3 separate regions of the Homo sapiens genome follow, and regions 2 and 3 are each linked to region 1. Evidence: chromatin loops called from intact Hi-C (ENCODE). Cell type or tissue: PC-9. All regions are shown on one strand.

Region 1 (2,500 bases):
CTGGGAGTGAAGATGTTGTCCTGGGTAGGGTAGGAGTGGTCATCTGCAGGAGAATGTCCCACAAAGAAGTGGCATGGACACTCTGCTGAGGGCTCCAAATGCAGAGGGAAATTGACCCAAAATAGGAAATGATAAATGGCATGACAGATGAAATCATAGCTCTTTCAAATGGAAAGTAGCCTCCTCCTACAAATAATATTCTTGAATCTGTGGCCTGAAACAACTGGAGGATCACCATTCCTTTTTTTTTTTTTTTTTTTTTTTTTTTTTGTCTGGTGTTACAACCAGAGAAACAGTGGTTTCAATTGGTTGGGAAAGGCAGCATCTACACGGAGAGCACAGCAGGCCTGTTTACCTCTCAGCTTGTGCTGTTGGGTTTACAGCAATATTTTCTGCATCTTAGTCAAAGAATTTTACTTGTCCAGTGTTGAGCTGTTAGAGGAAAATTGATTTGTCTATTTATTTTTAGCAATATTATAAAAACAAGCTGGGGAGAGGGCTGTTCATTCTCTCAACCCCACCTTTCTCAATACATTTCTCAAATAGCACACTCCCTGGGAGGGTCTATGACAACAGAATCCCTCCAGATTTAAATCTAGACCTGAACACTTGAAACCAGGCATGTGATATTGGAAAAGTGGCTTTCAACCACCTTGTGAATGAGAAGCGGCAGCCAGCAAAATGCAACCATGAATCTACTCCCAAATCATGAAAGCTGTTGACTTCCTCATTTATTATGTTAGTGGCTCAGGGGAAAATAAAAACTGCACAGTGATTTGCAGTCAAATTTCTACTGCACTACTGGAAGTTACAATGGTGTAAGGTGGGGGGAGTTTTCAGCTCTGATGTTCTAGTAGAGCTGAGTGAAGGGAGAGGCAGGCTGAAGGACTTTGAGTCCTGGTCCATTCATCTCAATTTTCCTAACTGAACAACCCACTCCCCGACTAGAAAAGTCCTCTCCTTAACTGGGCTATAGCTACAGTCTACAGATAATGCAGCCACTGGATACTAAAAGCCACTAGGTGGCATTTGTGATTTATTACTTTGGAAGCTGAGATTTTTAAAATATCTCTGCTGATCCTTTGCTTAGACTGAACAAGACATTTAACATTCCTAAGCATTTCATTCAAGAAATGCATAGTTGGTTCTCTTTATCAAGCTCAAAAGGGATGGGGGAGGCGCAGTGACTGGCTTGAGAAGTTGAATTTCAGATCATCTACATTCTTTTGCAGGTCCTCTGTGACCTCACACCATCAGCTTACATAAGTAATTACTTGTCTACAATTAAGCTGTAAATAATGCAATCACTCCATTCTTGTCCCATCACTCCAGTCCCAACCACAACAAATAGTGCTAATCACATACTTATTCAAGTGTGTAATTATTCACAGTTAAACTTCTGTCACTTTCACCCTGTTTGGAAACAGCAGAACACAACCTGTAATTAGCAAATGTGGCTCCAGGCACTTTTGCTTGGGAGTACGCCAGGGATTCAGCACCTAGGCACTCCTTTGATCTGGAAGCTGGCAAGGCGCCTCACCCTGAGGCCAGAGTGCTATCAGCACTCTGCAAGTCACTGAGATCAATGAATATGTCAAAGGCATCTATCCCAAATCACATATTACTTCCCTCTCTCACTGTGGTTTCTGCCTTCGGTATATATTTCATAGACTTTCCTTTTCTTTTTGAACCCTTTGACTTCAGTTTAAAGGGTTACCAGAAAGGTCTCCAAGCCCCTGTGTTTTCAACTCTGGTTAAAAATGAAAGTCCCAGAAGTCCTGATTGATGATCCTTGTTCTTTCTTAACTCTGCAGTTTTCTTGAACACAGCACAATGGAGGAGGAATGGCCTTTGCTACCTCACCTGGACCACAAGGAAGAAGGAAACCAAAGACTTTAGCCCAACCCTGTGTGAACCACTTCCCCTCAGTCCCCAGCTAAACCACCCTGCATGAGTACTCTAGTTGCAAAGGAGACCAGGTAAACTTCTGATGTTTTGTAGTACATCCGTTATATTTCATCAGAGCAACAACTCAGCAGCACACATCCTTCCCGGGGAGAGGTAATAGTGTCCTCCTGGGTGGAAAGCAGGATTCAGTAGCCAACTTCTTTCCACAGAGGAAGGCCATAGTCCTTGAGCTATGAGGTAGTTCTTTTCATAAAAATATATTGGGCCCACAGAAAAGAATAGTGAGCCATAAAGGCCCAGTATGTACAACCATGAATTAGATTTTTATTTGCATGTCATATTAAGAATTACAATTTGTTTGTTTGAGGAAAGGTTATTCTACCTTCATTAAGACCTCCGACGGCAATTACCTAATGAAAACAAGTTCTCATATCTAGCTAGTTTAATGTCTTCCTTTTCTGATATATCCAATTAAGACAGAGCTTTTTCACTTCAACCAAATGTGAATATGCCTCACAGTAGAAGGGTAAACAGAACTGTTCTTTGTATATAAACATTAGTTAGCTTTTGGTTCTAACCATAACAAAACCAG
Region 2 (2,500 bases), 590 kb after region 1:
CCTCACAGTGATCTATGAGCTATTTATAGCTCCATGTATTGTACAGTTTCTTCATGAAACCTTTTTACCACTTTGATGCCCCACCTTTGATCATTTTCCTGCTTATAGCCAAGAATACCTGATAGAAAACAGGTGCAAATGAGAGAGGATACAGCCATATTTTGTCATAAAAACTTTCATTCCTTTTTAAAGCTTTGCAAATAACTGATCAAGGAAGCAGTATAAATTGAGCATATCCCATATGCATGTCGTTGTTTATCGGTATAATTGTTGGTATATATCACTCAGTATAATTAAGACACATTAACAACATTTTTTTCTCTTTCTTTTCTTGGACTTGGAGCAAATATCCAGTATGCCAAATTATACTGAGACCGGGATGTCTGATATAATTGTAAGAAGTGGAGAGGTAGACCAGTTCTGAGATTCATAATCCAGACTCTGCACTGGATGAGGACTGATGCTTCTTGCGTGACCTCCCAAGTATTTATTTATGTAACACCTATTGAATGAAGATGTGTGAAGATGTAAGGATGAAAGAAAGGTTCCTCCCTTCAACAGCCTCCATTCACTCTATATAATGCTATATATCCATTTAAGCCTGAATGTAATTGAAATCTAATTCAATATTACTCCGGCAAAAATGAGAAAAAAAAGGGTAGTTTAATGGAAGATTAATTGTGTAGGGGAAGCAAACTAGTCAGTTATTTTGTGGGTGTTTTTGTGTTCCTTGGAAAGTATTGTGAGCAATTAATTAGTATGCAGACCTCGTATTCTCTAGCGGTATCTTGACTATAGCTAAAGAAGAATAATATTTGGCAAGAAGTGATTATAAATTATTTTAAAAAATCAAACATAAAAGAAAAGTGAACTTTCTGGTTCCTTAAGTAGGCCTATGGAGACACAGTGGCAGAGCCAGGTGGATTATTCTCCTTGATTTTCAAAATCAGTGTTTTAATGGAGGGCTAATTACGTAGAAGAGAAGAAATGATGGTATGCAAGAAAAACAAATTGTATAGATAAAAGCTCTTTTTGTGTGTGGTGGGGAGGAGATTTACACATTTTGGTGGTAGATTTGGACAGAACTAGAATTTCCATGTATTTTGGCGTTGGGCAGCAGAACAGCCGAAGTCTTAGTAAAACACACATACACACAGAGATGTGCACACACAGGCACACACTCACAGAAACGTGCCTCACACAGCATTCCTGTTTTTAAAAAACTATTAAAACGTGCCTGTGTTTCCCTCTATTGTCCTTCTTGGTACCTCTTTCTTCCTTTTTTTTCTCCTTCCTCCCTTCCTTTCCTTTTTCCCATTTAGGCTGGAAACGACTCTTTCTCTATTGAAAAACCTTCACAACTGCGGTCATTTCACATGCAACTCAGGTCCTTAGTTTCAGACCATCTGCTGCCCTCTTGTGGCCATACAATCCACCTATCCATGCCCCAACTCTAAGACCCTGATGGTTTTTGTCAGTTGAAATGTTTTTTTCTCAGATGAAACGGACATCTCAAATTATAAAAAAGCTATTTTTACTGTCATATATTACACCATTATCTTCTAATACACTTCTCTAAAGTATGTAAAAAATATATAATGTTTGTAATCGTATTAAAGACAACATATTCCTATACATCATGGAGTGATTGTTATATCTTTCAGGGATATTTGAAAGTAGCGCATTTCACTCATTCATGTGGAGTCTTCAGTAAGTATAAGCCACTTTATATTAGTAGATAATGTTCTAACATAGAATGAGCCATAACTCACCATATAGTAAAATTATACCATGGCAAAAATTCTCTGAGAAAGGTATCAGGTAATGATAATTCTTGATCAAAATGATTTGTTTCAAGCATGTCTCATATAATACTTTAATAATTGAAAGAAAGAAATGGTTTCAGGTAGAATTCTTAAATATGTCTTTTTATAGATTTGGGAAATATGTTTTTCTAACAGATTCTCAATTTCAGTACCAACTATACATAAACTAATACATTTATCTCTAAAGTCATTACGCTTCAATTTATAGTCTTCCTTTTTTACATCATGATTCCAGTGTTCTTTTTTGGTCACAAGAATAAAGCCAAAGTTAAAGCAAGGATAAAAAGAATCATTTTATTAATGTTGGCGTGCATGTCCCTGATATTCCTTATTGCACTGCTTTTTATTTTCAGTTTCTCATTACCATTTTAAATTAAGGACAAAGATATTTAACTTATTCAATATAATGCTTTAATGAAAACCAAAGAGCTAATTCCAAGTAGCACCATATACTCAGCTACTCTGAATGCTCAGCAAAGCTGACAATTCCATTTAAGGGGAACCTTTTTTTTTCGTTATTTGGGCTGTGGCTTAAAGACTATATTAGGTAATTCAAATGTTTCTATTGCAATAATTCCTAATTAAAATATTCAAGGAGATGGAGGTAAAAGAAACAGAGATTAAATGTTAAAGTCCTGGTACTACTGGAGTGTTAATGTCTGAGACATTGTCAC
Region 3 (2,500 bases), 1.1 Mb after region 1:
TTTTATTTATTTTTGTACTATGAATATATCATCTGGTCCCTTCTAGCTTATAAGGTTTCTGCTAAGAAATCTGCTAATAATTTCATAAGAGATTTTGTATGTTATGAGTCCCTTTTCTCTTGTTGCTTTCAAGATTTTTCTGGAGGGGGAGGTGGGGGTGACTTTTGCCAGATTGGTTATGTCTAAATGTCAGTATCTTCAGATTGATCCAAGTTGGACTTGAGTTTCTTAAATTTATATGTCCATTTCTCCTCCAAATTTGGGGGATTTCTGACTATTACTTCTTTAAATAAGTTTCTTCTCCTTTTTCTCTTTCTTCTCCTTCTGGAACTCAATATGTATAAGTTGCTTCACTTGATGCTGTCCCATGAATGTTTTATACTCTCTCTATTTTTTCTTTTTTGTGTGCCCTTCTTGCTTCAGTAATTTCAAGAATTATGTCTTTGAGCTCCCTGATTCTTTCTTTTGCCTCATCAATATGCTGTTGAGTCCCTCTAGACAAATGTTAATTTTAGTTATTATATTCTTCAGTTCAAGAATTTTTGGAAGTCCTTCTTCATGTTTTCCTTATTTTAATTGATAGCCTCATTTTGTACGTGGACAGTTTTAATGATTTTGTTCACTTGTTTATCTCTTCTCTTTTAATTCATTAAAATATCCTCATGATGGTTATTTTGAATTCTTTAGCAATTCATATATCTCCATTTCTTTAGAGTTGTTTTTTGATGTTTAAATTTGTCCCTAAAATTGGATATGTCTGTTTCTTTGCATGTCTTACAATCCTCTGTTGGGAGTTAGACATTTGAAAAATCATCCAACTTTCTTAGTATTTGCTGTCTGATTTGGTACAGGAAGTACTTTCTCCACTCAACTTGGCTAGATTTTCTAGACTCTTCAAGCCTAATCTGGTCATTTTTTTTTTTTTTTTTCTGTGTGTATCTACAACCTCCTAATTGAAATTTGCTAGTTTTGACACAGGAGGACCTGATGTTGACTGTCTGGTATTCTGCTGCATCTCTGGTGAGGTAGTAAGGTACAATACTAGCACTCCACCTAGTGTCTATCTATGATACTTCACACTCTGATGCATATTGATTGCCTTTGTTCTCAGAGGCACCCCATTTCTCTTGGTGATTACATTCAGATGGTACTGAAACTAGTATCTGAGGGAAACATGCCTAAAATCATAACGTTGGAAATAGGTTCTACTTGTTGCCCTTCTCAAGGAGAAAATTGGAGTTGGAGGTTTATTCCAAATTAGGGAGAGTTCCTCTGGTGAGAGAAAATATAATGAATTTTGTCTGGAAAACAGAAATCTCTTAAGTGAGAGAGAGGCAGTTGATTTGTTTACTGTTGTTACATCTGTTTCTCTGAAGGGGCAGGAAGGTTTATAGCTTTTTATTTAATCATCTTGCTGATGTTATACACTCTACATGAATTTATATATTTTATATCATTCTTATAAATTATCAGTTTATATTAATTTAATTTGAGCTTTGGTTCTTTGTTCTAAAGGTTAAAATATTTATTTAAAATTATGGATAACAGTTTATCAACTGTGCAACATATTGCAAATGTCTTATCATAGTCTGTAATATAGTTTGGCTCTGTCCCCACCCAAACCTCATCTTGAATTATAACTCCCACAATTTCCACATTTTGTGGGAGGAACCTGGTGGGAAGTAATTGAATCATGGGGGCAGGTCTTTCCCATGCTGTTCTCATGATAGTGAATAAGTCTCATGAGGTATGGTGCTTTTAAAAACGGGAGTTTCCCTGCACAAACTCTCTCTCTCTTTGCCTGCTGCCATCCATGTAGACGTGACTTGCTCCTCCTTGCCTTCAGCCATGATTGTGAGACCTTGCCAGCCACTTGGAACAGTAAGTCCATTAAACCTCTTTCTTTTGCAAATTGCCCAGACTTGAGTATGTCTTTATCAGCAGCATGAAAATTGGTTAATACAGTCTGAATTTATTTTTTACATAGTTTGTGGTGTTTTGAAAAGCATTTAAAATTATTTTTAGGAAGACAATGTATTAATTCTTTCTTATGGATGTCATTTAAAAAGGATTAAAAAGGTTTTCTAAATACAATTATATGTCTCAGTCGTATGAGATGGCTTCTTTATTGGGTGCTAATTTTCTGTAAGTATTTAGATCTATTACTATATTTTCTATTCTAATGAATGCATCTGTTTATCTATTCATTAGCCAATACCACACTGCACTACAGTAATTATACATGCTTTGCACTGTTATTTAATATATTTTATGACTAGATCTTCTTTTTACTTTTTGTTTTCAATATTTAATTCAGTGGGTTTTTTCTTCGTATGAAATCTAATACCAATTGGCCTAAGTCCATAAGAAAGATATTTAGCATTTTTATCAAATAGCCATAAATTTAAAAATTAATTTAGGGGAACTACATTCAGAAAAAGGAGGGCTTTCTTTTTTTCCATATGTTCAAACCTATTTTTGTGTTTTTCAGAGTGTTTTA

Evidence for each region. Hi-C counts contacts between places; a loop is a spot of excess contacts. Peaks named below come from ENCODE experiments on the same cell type or tissue, not always from the same donor. Only the 100,000 strongest peaks of a DNase experiment are listed, where the experiment ranks them.
Region 2: it touches region 1 in a loop (14-fold over the local background); 36 of 110 quality-filtered maps call a loop at or near these places.
Region 3: it touches region 1 in a loop (7-fold over the local background); 3 of 110 quality-filtered maps call a loop at or near these places.

Annotation. Positions count from the first base shown.
Region 1 is chr14:26,393,226-26,395,725 of GRCh38, forward strand. All of the region lies in intron 1 of LOC105370418 (a long non-coding RNA gene), which reads right to left. Among named protein-coding and RNA genes, the nearest start is that of NOVA1, 200 kb to the right of the region's middle. RefSeq lists an enhancer at 1,041-1,734. In PC-9, a CTCF peak has its summit at 1,020 (motif pointing right); DNase peaks (open chromatin) are centred at 1,326 and 1,916; H3K27ac peaks cover 1,961 bases.
Region 2 is chr14:26,983,332-26,985,831 of GRCh38, forward strand. No RefSeq gene overlaps it. Among named protein-coding and RNA genes, the nearest start is that of MIR4307, 76 kb to the left of the region's middle. In PC-9, CTCF peaks have their summits at 1,426 (motif pointing left) and 1,637; no DNase peak of the experiment used is centred here.
Region 3 is chr14:27,527,453-27,529,952 of GRCh38, forward strand. All of the region lies in intron 2 of MIR3171HG (MIR3171 host gene), which reads right to left. Among named protein-coding and RNA genes, the nearest start is that of LINC00645, 84 kb to the right of the region's middle. In PC-9, CTCF peaks have their summits at 1,039 and 1,244; no DNase peak of the experiment used is centred here.